Linked DNA regions of Homo sapiens: region 2 is linked to region 1. Evidence: chromatin loops called from intact Hi-C (ENCODE). Cell type or tissue: Caco-2. All regions are shown on one strand.

The links. Hi-C counts contacts between places; a loop is a spot of excess contacts. Peaks named below come from ENCODE experiments on the same cell type or tissue, not always from the same donor. Only the 100,000 strongest peaks of a DNase experiment are listed, where the experiment ranks them.
Region 2: a loop joins it to region 1, with 4 times the contacts of the local background. A loop is called at or near these places in 12 of 110 quality-filtered maps.

Annotation. Positions count from the first base shown.
Region 1 is chr11:68,628,663-68,636,662 of GRCh38, reverse strand. No RefSeq gene overlaps it. Among named protein-coding and RNA genes, the nearest start is that of GAL, 52 kb to the left of the region's middle. RefSeq lists enhancers at 2,667-3,255, 3,256-3,844, 3,845-4,434. In Caco-2, a CTCF peak has its summit at 3,642; a DNase peak (open chromatin) is centred at 3,653; H3K27me3 peaks cover 130 bases.
Region 2 is chr11:68,854,625-68,862,624 of GRCh38, reverse strand. LOC124902700 (a long non-coding RNA gene) reads right to left here. Exons shown (of 3, transcript XR_007062752.1): 2 at 3,357-3,423; 3 at 2,377-2,482. Among named protein-coding and RNA genes, the nearest start is that of LINC02701, 9.7 kb to the left of the region's middle. RefSeq lists a silencer at 6,976-7,035. In Caco-2, no CTCF peak of the experiment used is centred here; a DNase peak (open chromatin) is centred at 4,894.

The sequences.
Region 1 (8,000 bases):
TTTAATGAGATGGTAAGCGGTGCATGATCGGTCTCCAAGGAGGGAGTAGAGGTATCTTACACTTGTGGGTTAAGGTGGGGGGATACAAGAGGAGGACGCAAAGGAGGCTTTGGATTGGGAAGAAGGGTGGCAATGAGGTGTGGCTGTAGCCCAGGAATAGTCAGGGAAGCAGATAATTTAGTTAAAGTGTCTCAGCCTAATAAGGGAACTGGGCAGGTGGGGATAAGTAAAAGGAGTGCTTAAAAGAGTACTGTCTAATTTGGCACCAGAGTTGGGGAGTTTTAAGAGGTTTAGAAGCCTGGCCGTGAATACCCACAACAGTTATGGAGGCAAGGGAAACAAGCCCTTGAAAAGAAGGTGATGTGGAGTGGATAGCCTCCGTATTGATTAAGAAGGGGATGGACTTACTTTCCACTGTGAGAGTTATGGGAAGCTTGGCGTCCCTGATGGTCTAGGGGGCTTCTGAGGCAATCGGGCAGCGTCAGTCTTCAGCCGCTAAGCCAAGAAGATCTGGGAAGCAGTCAGCCTTGGGCCAGACTTCCAGGAGCTCTGGGAGTGGCTGCCAGGTGAGTTGAACAGTCCGATTTCCAGTGGGGTCCCGCACAGATGGGATGCAGCTTAGGAGGAATTCTGGGCTGTAGGCATTCCTTGGCCTGGTGGCCAGATTTCTGGCACTTGTAGCAAGCTCCTGGGGGAGGAGGTTCTGGAGGAACGCCTGGCCACTGCGGTTTAGGCGTTCGGAAGTTCTTGTGTGCTGGAGATGTGGCTGGGGTTTGTCTCACAGTGGAGGCAAGGAATTGCAACCTTTTTCTATTATTGTACACCTTGAAGGCAAGGTTAATTAAATCCTGTTGTGGGGTTTGAGGGCCGGAATTTAATTTTTGGAGTTTTATTTAATGTTGGGAGCAGATTGGGTAATAAAATATATTTTGAGAATAAGACAGCCTTTTGACCTTTTAGGGTCTAGGGCTGTAAAGCGTCTCAGGATTGCTGCCAAAGGAGCCATGAACTGGGCTGGATTTTTATATTTGATGAAAAAGAGGCTAAACGCTATCTGATTTGGGATAAAGAAAAAGGAGCATTAACCTTGACTATGCCTTTAGCTCCAGCCACCTTTTTAAGAGTAAATTGCTGGGCAGGTGGGGGAGGGCTAGTCACGGAATGAAACTGTAAGCTGGACCAGGTGTGAGGAGGGGAGGTGATAAAAGGATTATAGGGTGGAGGAGCGGAGGCTGAGGAAGAATTGGGACCTAGCTCGGCCTGGCGAGGGAGCAGCCTGGGGAGGAGGGGAGAGGTCAGATGGGTCTGTAGAAAAGGAAGATTAGAAAGGCTCAGCGACACTTGGGATTGGGACTGAGGGGACAGGTGGGAGGGAAAGGAGGAAGATTTGGGATGAGTTGCACTGGGAACAGAGACTAGAGAGGGACCGATGTGTGAAAGAATGCCTGGACATCAGGAACCTCAGACCATTTGCCCATTTTACGATAAGAATTATTTAGATCTTGTAGGATGAAAAAATTGAAAGTGTCATTTTCCAGCTATTTGGAACTACTGTCAAGTTTGTATTGGGGTCAAGTGGCATTGCAGAAGAAAATAAGATGCTTAGATTTTAGGTCAGGTGAGAGCTGAAGAGGTTTTCAGTTTTTGAGGACACAGGCTAAGGGAGAAGAAGGAGGAATGGAGGGTGTAAAGTTGCCCATAGTGAAGGAAGCAAGCCCAGAGAAAAGAGAGTAGAGACATGGAGGGAAGGGGTTCGGGAGTTCTTACCTTCCAGAAAAGCAGGAAAGGGGTTGGGGCGTGGAAATAAGGGGTTGGGGTGCAGAGATAAGAGGTCGGGGTGTGGAAATAAGGCATGTGGTGCAGAGATAAGAGGTCAGGGCATGGAAATAAGGGATTGGGGTGCAGAGATACGAGGTTGGGGTACTTGCCCCTCCTCTAGAAAAGCGGGACTTGCCACTCAGGGTGAAGGAGAAGGGGTTGGGGTTTCTTGCCCCGCAGAAAGGTGGAGAATGGGTAGAGACACGGAGAGAAGGGGTTGGGGTACTTGCCACTAAGGGCGAAGGACCAAGGCAGGCGTCCCTGCATGGTCTGACACCTCTGAAACCTGGGTGAATAATCAAAGAGGCACCCCTGCAATGATTAAACACCAAGGGAAGGCTGCCTTCCCTAGTCCGTGACCGGCGCTGGAGTTTTGAGTCCATGGATAAAACGTGTCTCCTTTCTCTCTACCAGAAAATGAAAGGAATTGAAATTAAGAGAAGGGAGAGATTGAAGAGTGGAAAGGAGAAAGTGGTTGAGGGACAGTGAGAGAGGTTGGAGAAGAGAGTAAGAAGAGGCCACTTACCCGATTTAAAATTGGTGAGATGTTCCTTGGGCTGGTTGGTCTGAGGACCTGAGGTCGTAGGTGGATCTTTCTCATGGAGCAAAGAACAGGAGGACAGGGGATTGATCTCCCAAGGGAGGTCCCCCGATCTGAGTCACGGCCCCAAATTTCATAGGCGTCCATGTGAAGAGACCACCAAACAGGCTTTGTGTGAGCAATAAAGCTTTTAATCACCTGGGTGCAGGCGGGCTGAGTCCAAAAAGAGAGTCAGCAAAGGGAGATGGGGTGGGGCCGTTTTATAGGATTTGGGTAGGTAAAGGAAAATTACAGTCAAAGGGGGGTTCTCTGGCAGGCAGAGTGGGGGTCACAAGGTACTCAGTGGGGGAGGTTTTGAGCCAGGATGAGCCAGGAGAAGGAATTTCACAAGATAATGTCATCAGTTAAGGCAGGAACAGGCCATTTTCACTTCTTTTGTGATTCTTCAGTTACTTCAGGCCATCTGGGCATATGCGTGCAAGTCACAGGGGATGCGATGGCTTGGCTTGGGCTCAGAGGCCTGACAACCACACCTGGCTAATTTTTTAAATTTTTTGTAGACATGGGGTCTCGAATTCCTGGGCTCAAGCAGTCCTCCTGCCTCGGCCTCTGAAAGTGTTGGGATTACAGGCGTGAGCCCCGGTGCTCAGCCTGTCTTTTATTTTAGAAGGTGTAGTAGACAGACGTTAAGGGAACCCCATGATCCCTGCTTCCAGGTATTCATGTCCTTGTATAATCTCCCCTGTTGATTGTGGGTGGGATTTGTGTGCTACAGTCTAAATATTGGTATCCCCCAAAATTCAAATGTTGAAGGTTGCAGCCCGATACAATAGCATGAAGAGGTGGGGATTTGGAAGGTGTTTAGGTCATGAGGACTCCACCCTCACAAATGGAATTGGTGCCCTTATAAAAGAGGTCAAAAGGCACCCCTGCCCCTTCTGCCCCGTGAACACACAGGAACGAGGCTCCATCGTGGAAGCAGAGGGCCAGCCCTCACCAGACACCAGATCTGCTGGCACCTTGATCTTGGACCTCACAGCCCAAGAACTGCGAGAAATAAATTTCTATTGTTTATAAAGTACTCAGGCTAAGGTATTTTGTTAGCAGCCTGAATAGACAAGATATCGTAATTGCTTCTAACTAGTAGAATACAGCAAATGTGATGAGATATCATGCCCATGATTACATTAAGATTTGGGCTAGAGGAGACCTTAGCCTCATCAAAGGATTACATTCTGTGTGTTTGAGGCCATATTTACCTGCTCTAGCAAAGATACCACGTCTGGTGCAACAGCGCCACCAGGGCTATGAGCTAGTTAAGTCGGCTCTAAACTCTAGTTAAATTCAGTGTCATCTGGCTTCTGCAGGCCAGACCGGAGAATTAAATGGAGACGTGATAGGAACCACCCATCCTTTAGATCTTTAAGTGTGGCCATTATTTCTGCCCTCCTTTCTGCCACCCACTCACTCCTCTGTAATGCAATATGTTTTTCAAATGTGGTAAATTTCACGTGCATCCGTGTGAAGAGACTACTAAACAGGCTTTGTGTGAGCAGTAAAGCTTTTAATCACCTGGGTGCAGGCGGGCTGCGTCTGAAAAGAGAGTCAGCGAAGGGAGATAGGGGTGGGGCTGTTTTATAGGATTTGGGTAGGTAAAGGAAAATTACAGTCAAAGGGGGTTTGTTCTCTGGCAGGCAGGAGTGGGGATCTCAAGGCGCTCAGTGGGGGAGATTTTGAGTCAGGATGAGCCAGGAAAAGGACTTTCACAAGGTAATGTCATCACTTAAGGCAAGGACCAGCCATTTTCACTTCTTTTTGGTGGAATGTCATCAGTTAAGGCGGGGCAGGGCATATTCACTTCTTTTGTGATTCTTCAGTTACTTCAGGCCACCTGGGCGTATACGTGCAAGTCACAGGGGATGCGATGGCTTGGCTTGGGCTCAGAGGCCTGACATTCCTGCCTTCTTATATTAACAAGAAAAATAAAACAAAATAGTGTTGGGGCGGCAAAAATTTTTGGGGGGTGGAATGGAGAGAGAGAACGGGCGATGTTTCTCAGGGCTGCTTCAAGCAGGATTAGGGGCGGCGTGGGAACTTAGAGTGGGAGAGATTAAGCTGAAGGGAGATCTCATGGTAAGGGGTGATATTGTGGGGTTGTTAGAAGAAACATTTGTCGCATAGAATGATTGGTGATGGCCTGGATACGGTTTTGGATGAATTGAGAAACTAAACGGAAGATACAAGGTCCGAATAAAAGAAGGAGAAAAATGGGTATTAAAGGACTAAGAATTGGGAGGACTTAGGACATCTAATTAGAGAGTGCCCAAGGGGGTTCAGCGTAATTACTTGCTTGGTTGGCAAGTTTTTGGGCTCGATCCTTGAGTTTTTTTATGTTGTCATACACTAGGCTAGATTGATTTAGGTAAAAACAACACTTTTCATTTAAGAATATACAGAGTCTTCCTTTTCCAGCAGTGAGTAAGTCAAGGCCTCGGTGGTTTTGGAGGACAACTGCAGCTAAAGAGTCATCTTGGGCCTGGAGGACTGATAAAGTTTGTGATATGTCTGATGCTAGCAGAGAAGTCATTAGACAGGCTACGGAAGGTCATGACAGAGGTTGAAATGCCTGCTATTCTAATACTGAGAGCAATAGTGAAGGCAGAAAGTCTTTTTTTTTGTCATGTCGGTGTCATGAGGGGAACAGGGAGCTTTTTGGTGCTATTTACAAATTGAATTTTGGGAGTAAGGAAAACTAGTGTGCATGTGCCTGTCTAATTAGCAGGTAGACACATGTAGGTAGAGGATCTACAGAGGAAGAAGAGACCTTGTGCGAGGCAAAACTGGAGATGTAAAAAGGTGAGAAGGAGTGCTGAGAGGGGTGTGTTGTACTTAGACTCCTAGGGATCCAGCTGGGGCGGCAGCTGTCAGAGGTTGTAATGGGGACTGATGGGGTAACTGCGTAGAGGAGGAGGTTCAATTTTCATGTTGTATGAGAAAACGTTGAGTATCTACGAGAAACCTTTCACTGTTATTTTTGGGGCTGAGTATAAGTAAACAAGAAGAGGGCCTGGGAGGAGAGTCTGATGAGCAAGGGGAAGGTAGCCAAGGATGGAGTGAAATACAGGGTAAGTGTCTTCCTAAGCAATAATTACTGCTAACGTTTTTAAGTTTGTCAGTATTGATAGAGGGCTTGTCTGTAATACAGAGCTGGAAGGCTTTAATTGTTTCAGTGATGTGTGTAGTTGGGCTTCGGAGATGAAGAGTAAAGGAACATCGAGAAGGTGAAAGATTACCTAGGGGAATTCCGGTAGGTCTTTGCCAAGAGATACATAAAGGAGCGGCCACAGGAATAGTAGTTTGTGTTGTAAGAGGTCCAAATATGAGGGGAGTAGAGTTAATATAAGGAGAAATGTTTTTTAAATAAGTGCGGAGGAGGGCGGCATCTTGCTGATGTGAAATGTCTGGGGAAGTTTTGCTGGACTTGTCTAGAAAGTAAATGAGTTCTTCAGGAGGGTAAAGGTGAGGGCTGTTAAAGGAAGTTTGGAGGTGTAAGGAGACAGGAGATGTTGCCTAGTCTGTCTGTAAGGTGGGGACAGCTGTGTAGGCACTGGAAGAAAGGGAAATGCAAAGCCAGCAGTTGTTCACTAAGGAGGGATTAGAGGTGGCTAGGAGGGAATGGGTAAGGTTGATAGTGTGGTGGAGATAGCTGGGGAGAGGTAAAGGGTGGCATAAGAATGAGAATGAGAATAAGAGTGAGTATAAAAGTAAAGAATAGAACTTCATCAGGGTGGAAGTATTGGAGGGTGCCCTGCCAGCAAAGATCATCTACTTACTTTAAGAGGGAATTAAGAGTGGCAGTTTGGGGATAGCACCAAGGGATATCAGCTGTGATGGCTTGAAGAAACAGTGTAAACTGGCAGTGTAAACAAGAGTAGGGCATTTATAAGTAGTTGAAAACGGAGAATAGGAGTATGACTAGACAGAAAATAGTATGGATGACAAGTTTTTTGGGGCTCGGCCTAAGTGGTGGGGGTAACTTCTTTGTTGCAAAAAGTAGGGTAAGGACGAACAGACCTAATAGAATGAAGGGATGTATTAGGCTCATAAGGGTTATTACTGTTCTTCAGAAATAGGAGTGAGTTTAAGGGAAGTAGGGGAGAGTACTTGCAACTTCCAGGAGGAAGAGGAGGGATTAGGCTGGCTGTCCGATGGACACAGCTTTATTCTGGAATGGTGAACCTAGTGGGGAGGATCCTGCAGGCGGACGGCAGTCAGGGTACTATAGATGACTAAGTAGGGTCCGGTCCATCGAGGTTGTAGAGTTTGAGGGGTCAGATTTTTAACAAGAACTGATCGTTTAGCTAGGGTGTCTTCTTATGGCTGGGGATCTGGAGTAGGCAAGAGAGGATTACAGCTTGGTGAATTTCCTGTCTAGCCTGCTGGAGGACTGGAAGATAGTCGCCTAGAGGGCTGGTGTCTGGGATGAGGTTGGGGCTAAGCAAGAAAGTGCGTCTATATAAAAGTTCAAATGGACTGTACCTTGTAGCATCTTGAGGACAGGCTCTAATTCTGAGAAGGGCAAGAGGTAAAAGTACTAACTAATCTTTTTGAAGTTGGTGGCTGAGCTTGGTGAGGTGTGTCTTTAAAAGACTATTAGTCCTTTCTACTTTTCCTGAAGATTGAGGACTGTAAGGGATATGAAGGTTCTACTGAATACCAAGAGCCTGAGAAACTGCTTGGGTGATTTGACTAGTAAAGGCTGGTCTGCTATCAGACTGTATAGAGGTGGGAAGGCCAAACTGAGGAATTATGTCTGACAGAAGGGAAGAAATGACTGCGGTGGCCTTCTCAGACCCTGTGGGGAAGGCCTCTACTTATCTAGTGAAAGTGTCTACCTAGACTAAGATATTTTAGTTTTCTGACTTGAGGCATGTGAGTAAAGTCAATTTGCCAGTCCTGGGCGGGGGCAAATCTTTGAGCTTGATGTGTAGGGAAGGGAGGGGTCTGAACAATCCTTGAGGGGTAGTAGAATAGCAGATGGAACACTGAGAAGTGATCTCCTTGAGGATAGATTTCTATGATGGAAAGGAAATGAGAGGTTCTAAGAGACGGGCTAGTGGCTTGTAACTTACATGGAAGAGGTTATGAAATGACGACAGAATAGAATGGGCTTGTGAGGCTGGAAGGAGATATTTTCCTTGGTCTAAGAACTATTTGCCTTGTGTGGGAAGAGATTGACAGGTGGAAGTTTCAGCGGGGGAGTAGGTGGGAGTGACTGATGTGAAGGAGAAAAACTGGCCGTGAGGGACAGAAGTTGCAGAGCTAGCTGCTTGTCTAGCTACTTTATCAGCATAAGTGTTGCTGTGAGAGACAGAATTTGGAAAGCTAGCTGCTTGTCTAGCTACTTTATCAGCATAAGTGTTGCTTAGAGCAATGGGATCTGACGCCTTTTGATGCCTCTTGCAGTGAATGACTCCAGCTTCCTTTGGAAGTAAAGCGGCCTTGAGTAGAGTTTTTATTAAAGAGGCATTAATGATGGAGGACCCTTGTGTAGTGAGGAAACCTCTTTCAGCCCATATGACCGCATGGTGGTGCAGAATATGAAAGGCATATTTAGAATCAGTATAGATATTGACGTGTA
Region 2 (8,000 bases), 230 kb before region 1:
TTCCTCCCACCTTGAGACCTTTGCACATGCAGCTCTCTCCGTCTGTGGTCTCTGTGTATGGAGGAGACTGTGCCTCCTGTCTTCAGTCTCTGCAAATGTCACCTCCCCACACTGGGCTAACTGCCCGACCAAATCCTTTCCTCCAGGTTGCCAGGGACACACACGGCACAACCTTGGGAAAAATCGAAGAAAGTTATGCATATTTCACGTCCGACACCAGAATAAAATCCACGTGGATCCAAGTTTTCTTTTTCTTCTTTCTTTTTATTTATTTATTTATTTTTTATTGATCATTCTTGGGTGTTTCTCGCAGAGGGGGATTTGGCAGGGTCATAGGACAATAATGGAGGGAAGGTCAGCAGATAAACAAGTGAACAAAGGTCTCTGGTTTTCCTAGGCAGAGGACCCTGAGGCCTTCCGCAGTGTTTGTGTCCCTGGGTACTTGAGATTAGGGAGTGGTGATGACTCTTAACGAGCATGCTGCCTTCAAGCATCTGTTTAACAAAGCACATCTTGCACCGCCCTTAATCCATTTAACCCTGAGTGGACACAGCACTCGTTTCAGAGAGCACAGGGTTGGGGGTAAGGTCACAGATCAACAGGATCCCAGGGCATAAGAATTTTTCTTAGTACAGAACAAAATGAAAAGTCTCCCATGTATACTTCTTTATACACAGACACGGCAACCATCCGATTTCTCAATCTTTTCCCCACCTTTCCCCCTTTTCTATTCCACAAAACCGCCATCGTCATCATGGCCCATTCTCAATGAGCTGTTGGGTACACCTCCCAGACGGGGTGGTGGCCTGGCAGAGGGGCTCCTCACTTCCCAGTAGGGGCGGCCGGGCAGAGGCGCCCCTCACCTCCCGGACGGGGCGGCTGGCCGGGCGGGGGGCTGACCCCGCCACCTCCCTCCCGGACGGGGTGGCTGCCCGGCGGAGAGGCTCCTCACTTCCCAAACGGGGTGGCTGCCGGGCGGAGGGGCTCCTCACTTCTCAGACGGGGCGGTTGCCAGGCAGAGGGTCTCCTCACTTCTCAGACGGGGCGGCCGGGCAGAGACGCTCCTCACCTCCCAGACGGGGTCGCGGCCGGGCAGAGGCGCTCCTCACATCCCAGATGGGGCGGCGGGGCAGAGGCGGTCCCCACATCTCAGACGATGGGCGGCCGGGCAGAGACGCTCTTCACTTCCTAGATGTGATGGCGGCCGGGAAGAGGTGTTCCTCACTTCCTAGATGGGATGGCGGCCGGGCTGAGACGCTCCTCACTTTCCAGACTGGGCAGCCAGGCAGAGGGGCTCCTCACATCCCAGACGATGGGCGGCCAGGCAGAGACGCTCCTCACTTCCCAGATGGGGTGGCGGCCGGGCAGAGGCTGCAATCTCCGCATTTTGGGAGGCCAAGGCAGGCGGCTGGGAGGTGGAGGTTGTAGCGAGCCGAGATCACGCCACTGCACTCCAGCCTGGGCACCATTGAGCACTGAGTGAACGAGACTCCCGTCTGCAATCCCGGCACCTCGGGAGGCCGAGGCTGGCGGATCACTCGCGGTTAGGAGCTGGAGACCGGCCCGGCCAACACAGCGAAATCCCGTCTCCACCAAAAAAAATACGAAAACCAGTCAGGCGTGCAGCGCGTGCCTGCAATCGCAGGCACTCGGCAGGCTGAGGCAGGAGAATCAGGCAGGGAGGTTGCAGTGAGCAGAGATGGCAGCAGTACAGTCCAGCTTCAGCTCAGCATCAGAGGGAGACCGTGGAAAGAGAGGCAGAGGGAGACCGTGGGGAGAGGGAGATGGGAGACGGGAGACGGGAGACGGGAGACGGGAGACGGGAGACGGGAGAGGGACTTTTTTTTTTTTTTTTGAGACAGAGTTTCACTCTTGTTTGCCCAGGCGGGAGTGCAATGGCATGATCTTGGCTCATGGCAACCTCCGCCTACCTGGTTCAAGCAATTCTCCTGCCTCAGCCTCCTGCGTAGCTGGGATTACAGGCATGTTCTACCATGCCTGGCTAATTTTGGGTTTTTTTTTTTTTTTTTTTTTTGTCTCGCTCTGTCCCCCATGCTGGAGTGCAATGGCGCAATCTCGGCTCACTGCAAGCTCCGCCTCCCGGGTTCACGTCATTCTCCTGCCTCAGCCTCCCGAGTAGCTGGGACTACAGGTGCCCACCACCACGCCCGGCTAATTTTCTGTATTTTTAGTAGAGACGGGGTTTCACTGTGTTAGCCAGGATGGTCTCGATCTCCTGACCTCGTGATATGCCCATCTCGGCCTCCCAAAGTGCTGGGATTACAGGCGTGAGCCACCGCGCCCGGCCTAGTTTTGTATTTTTAAGAGATGGGGTTTCTCCATGTTGGTCAGGCTGGTCTTGAACTCCCGACCTCAGTTGATCCACCCACCTCGGCCTCCCAAAGTGTTGGGATTACAGGCGTGAGCCACTGCACCTGGCCGGATCCAAGTTTTCAATGGAAAGCCTGAAAGCATAACAGTCCTAGAAGAGAATATGGGGAAGTTTGTTTTGAATCTTAGAGCAGGGACAATTTTATCTATGACTCAAAACTCAGACACCATAAAAGAATAAAGTGTTTGACTACAGAAAAAGTCTACATTAAAAAAAGCAAATGGGCTGAGCGTGGTGGCTCACACCTGTAATCTCAGCATTTTGGGAGGCTGAGGTGGATGGATCACTTGAGGTCAGGAGTTTGAGACCAGTCTGGCCAACATGGTGAAACCCGTCTCTACTAAAAATAACAAAAATTAGACAGGCGTGGTGGTGCATGCTTGTAGTTCCAGCCACTCAGGAGGCTGAGGCAGGAGAATCGCTTGAACCTGGGAAGTGGAGGTTACAGTGAGCTGAGATAATACCGCTGCACTCCAGCCTAGGTGACAAGAGTGAGACTCCATCTCAAAAAATAAATTAAATAATTTTAGAAAAAGCAAATAAAAAGACAAACTGGTTAGTTATTGGGGAAATGCAACTTGAAAGCATAATGAAACCCCCTTCACACCCACGAGGGTGGCTATAATCAAAGTTCCAGGTAATAAGTGTTGGTGAGGACGTGGAGGAAGTGGGGCCCTCATAGTGGCCCTGCTTTTGCTGGCGGGAATGTAAAATAGTACAGCCACTTTGGAAAACACTCTGGCAATTCCTGAAACAGGTTCCAGCAATTCCATTCCAAGAGAATTGGAAACACATGTCCCACAAAAAAACGTGTGCACAGACGTGTACAGCATCATTACTCATAATAACCAGAGTGGAAACAACCCAAACATCCATCCATAGCTGAAAGGAGACCTGAAATGTGGTCCGTCCACACAGTGGAATATTATTCAGCCATGAAAAGGAATGAAGTTCCGATACATACCACAACCTGGACGGAAGCATTACGCAGAGAAACCAGACACAAAAGATCCCATACTGTATGATTCCATCTGTATGAAATGTCCAGAATAGACAAATCGTTAGAGACTGAAAGTATATTAGTGGTTGCCCGGGGCTGGGAGAGTTGGGGGAAATGAGAAGTGATTTTGCTAATGGTACAGGGTTTCTTTTGGGGTAAGGAAAATTTTCTAAAATTGATTGTGATCATGTTGCACAATTATTTGAATATACTAAAAACAATTGAAATATACTTTAGAGGGTGAACTGTATCTCAATACTGTTGTTTTTAGGACACACTGGTAATAAATTTTTTTTAGCTCAATCTATAAAAAGAGCAACAGCCTAATAGAAAACTGGGCAAAGCATATGAGCAGTATACTGAAAAAGAAATACAAATGGCCCCCACATTTGTAAAAAGATGCTCAGTGATTGAGCCACTGCAATCCAGCCTGGCAACAGAGCAAGACTCCGTCTAAAAAAAAAAAAAAAGAAGATGCTCACCTTATTTATTTATTTATTTTTTTTGAGACAAGTTCTTGCTCTGTTGCCCAGGCTGGAGTGCAGTGGCACGATCACGGCTCACTGCAGCTTCAACCTCCAGGGCTCAGGTGATTCTCCTACCTCAGCCTCCCAGGTAGCTGAGACTACAAGTGCACACCACCACACCCAGCTAATTTTCGTAGAGATGGGGTCTTGCTATGTTGCCCAGGCTGGTCTCAAACTCCTGGGCTCAAGAGGACCTCCCGCCTCACCCACCCAAAGTGCTGGGATTACAGGTGAGAGCCACCGCGCCCGGCCTCAGGTTTACTTACAATGAAAATAATGCGCGTGCAAACTGCCCCCAAGATACCACTTTTCACTTCTCAGACAGAGGAATGTCCACATTTCGGCAGGCACTCTGGTCAGGCCTGTGCAAACCCTCACACCTGGGCAAGGGGACTACGGAACAGGACAATCCCCACGAGGAGATGTGATGGTTACTCTGATGTGTCAGCCTGATGGGGCGACAGGGTGCCGAGATATTTGGTCAAACATGATCCTGGGTGTGCCTGTGAGGCTGTTTCTGAATGAGATGAACATTGAAATCCACAGACTGAGGAGAGCAGAGGGCCCTGCTACCTCGGATGGGCTCCATCCAGTCAGTTGACGGTCTAAGTGGAACCAAAGGCTGATCTTCCCCCAAGCAAGAGGGAATTCCTGCTGCCTGACTGCTTTGGAAGGGGGACATGGCTCTTTCCCTGCATCTGCTCTCCTGGGTTTCTAGCAGCCAACTGCAGATCTTGGGACTGTCAGCCTGCATAATTTAGGGAGTCATTTCTCAATTCCTTACCATAAATCTCAGTCTCTCTCTCCCCACCTTCCCATCTCGTGTGTGTGTGTGTGTGTGTGTGTGTGTGTGTGTGTGTGTGTGCATATGTACACATATATCCCATAGGATTTGTTTCTCTTGAGGTCTTCACTAATACAGAGGGCAACTCGGTGAAGGACGTCAACACTGTCTGTACACATGGCCTTGACTCAGCAATCACAATTCTGGGAATCCACCCAAGGGATGAGGCCTACAGGTGAAAACATGACCTTTGTACAGTTATTCATTGCAACAATGTTTATAGGAGCAAAAGACTGGGAAGACTCTTGTGTCACAGGGAACAAATGATTGTGGTAAGATAAATCCTTATGATGGAGCACTTTGTCCCTTTAGGCAGCATATATAAATAAAGTTAATGAACCTTAATGGAAATGAGCACCCAGACACAGAAGTAGATTCTAAAATGCAAGCACAGAGCACGGGTGATAGCGTGCTCCCTTTACCATAAGAAAAGAAGCAAACACATACAGGCACTCGTTTTTGCTTATATTTTCATAAGTAAATTCTGATGGATACACGAGAGACCATGTGTCATACAGGCCAGGGATGGGAGTAAGACTTTTCTCTAGATACTTTTTTCTTTCTTTTTTCTTTTTGAGACAGACTTGCTCTGCCACCCAGGCTGGAGTATAATAGCGCCACCTCGCCTTACTGCAACCTCTGCTGCCTGAGTTCAAGCTATCCTCACACCTCATCCTCCTGAGTAGTTAGGACTACAGGACTACAGGCGAGCACCACTACGCCCAGCTAACTTTTGTAATTTTTTGTGGAGATGGGGTTTTGCCATGTTGCCCAGGCTGGTATCCAACTGCTGCTCAAGTGATCTGTCCACCTTGGTGTCCCAAAGTGCTGGGATTACAGACGTGAGCCACCGCACGTGGCCTCTAGATACTTTTTAATTTTGATCTGGTATTTGAACCATAGTAATGATCCCAATATATCCTCTTCTCAGAAAATAAAATATCCCCTCCTCACCCACCTCCGGTGTATTGGTTCATTGCCCTTGCAGGCCCAAGCCCCGCGATGGTGGAATGTGTCTGTTTGTTCCCGACTGCACACACTCCCTGCACCTAGGAGAGGCCTGGAGTTTAGCAGGTGCACACAGGGGCTGAAGGGTTGGATAGAGAAAAGCTGGAATCAAACTAAAAACAACAGAGAATGCTTGAAATAAACGAAGGCGCATTCCAGCTGTGAGTGGTACATCTATTATGCAGTCAGGAAGGAAGCAGGTCCCTTCCAGGCGCGGTGGCTTACGCCTGTAATCCCAGCACTTTGGGAGGCCAAGGTGGGCGGATTACGTGAGGTCGGGAGTTCAAGACCAGCCTGACTAACATGGCGAAACCCCATCTCTACTAAAAATACGAAATTAGCCGGGTGTGGTGGCGCATGCCTGTACTCCCAGCTACTTGGGAGGCTGAGGCAGGAGAATCGTTTGAACCTGGGAGGCGGAGGTTTCAGTGAGCTGAGATCGTGCCACTGCACTCTAGCCTGGGCAACAAGAGACTCCGTCTCAAGAAAAAAAAAAAAAAAAAGAAACAAGCAGGTCTAGGCCAAGCAATTTCCAAACTCACTGTTAAGTGGGGGAAAGCCCGTTCTAGAACTGTATCTACAACCCCATCTGCTTTACATTAAAGCGACTCCTAAATAAAACTATGTATTTCTAGATATATATACGGTACATAAAATGCGAAAAAGACTGGGAGAATACACAGCCGACTCACAACTGTGCTTACTTCCAGAGGGGGAGTGGAAGGGTGTGGGAGGGAGAGGGGCCACGGGGCTTCGCTGTTCAGTTTCGGTGTCTTCTCAAGAGATTGTATTTATTACTCGAGGAAAACAACGTTTATAAATATAAATGTTAAAAAATAACGAGCAGAAACGCTTATATACCAAGTGACTTCCATTTTGTTAGCGCGCACAAAAAGAGTTGAGAAAACTATATGGAAAGTAGCACAGACCAAAAACAGGAAGCAGAGCGGCATGCTAATCAGGCAACAAGATTCCAGGCGATTTTAATAAGCGTTTTGTTTTACAGGTCAGTGTTTCCTGTTTTTCCACAAGGAATGCTTCTAATAAAGGGGGCTTGGAGCAGTCAGCCCGGGGAGTGAACTCTCGCTCCAGAACGGACGGGGTGGGCCGGGAGCCCCTGGGGACGCTGGGCCGGGCCGGGGGCGGGTCCGCCGGGGCTGGGCTGCAGGGTGGACCGAGAACACCCGGAGCAGGAAAAAGTGCTCGGTGCTGAGCGCCGGCAGGCGACCGGGGGTGCTCGCGCAGCGCGCTCGGTCCTCCCTCCGGGTCTCGGGGCTCTGCGCAGCTCCGGGAAGCGCACCGGGCAGCGGGCGGCCATCCCTGCTCCGTCTCTCCCCACCCCCAGTCCCAGCCCGGCGTCGGGCAAAGAGGCAATTTCACACTCTGGAGGGGCGACTGAGGGGTTCACGCCAATGCCCGCTGGTCCCTCCTGCAGTCTAACTTCTTCCACCCGGGCGCAGCCTGGGTCAACCTCCACCTTCAGCTATCGCCCCGGCCGTGGGGGGCCTCTCCTGCCAGCCGCCGCCGACCCAGCTGACTCAGGAGGGTATTCGCGCGCTCACCGAGGACGCCCTCCCCACTCGCCCCTGCGCCTCCTCGTCTGCAAAAGAGGAGCCGAGGATCCCAGCACTTTGGGAAGCCGAGGCGGGCGGATCACGAGGTCAGGAGTTCGAGACCAGCCTGGCCAATATGGTGAAACCCCGTCTCTACTAAAAATACAAACATTAGCCGGGTGTAGTGGCGAGCGTCTGTAATCCCAGCTACTCAGGAGGCTGAGGCAGGAGATTCGCTTGAACCGGGGAGGCAGAGGTTGCAGTGAGCCGAGATCATGCCATTGTGCTCCAGCCTGGGCGACAGAGCGAGACTCCATCATAAATAAATAAACAAACAAACAAATAAATAAATAAATAAAAAGAGGAGCCGAGGGAGAGCCTGGGACGGAACTGGGGCTCTCCATGGGCGCTTAGAGGAGCTGAGGAAGGCGGGGGACACCCGCACGCCCCCTCCCTAGCCTCCGCCAGCTCCTTCCCAGAGGGAAGGACCCGCGGCTGCGCGGGCGCCCTGGAACTAGACTGCGCCCTGGACCCCCAGCCCCTCTGCGGTCCTGCGCGGGCGCCGGGGCCGGCAGGGGAGGGGGCTGCAGCGCCTGGACTGGCCATGGAATTATGTTGCATGAAAAACAAAGAAAGCAGCGCTATTCGGCCGGTCGGCCGCTCCCTCCCCACCTCC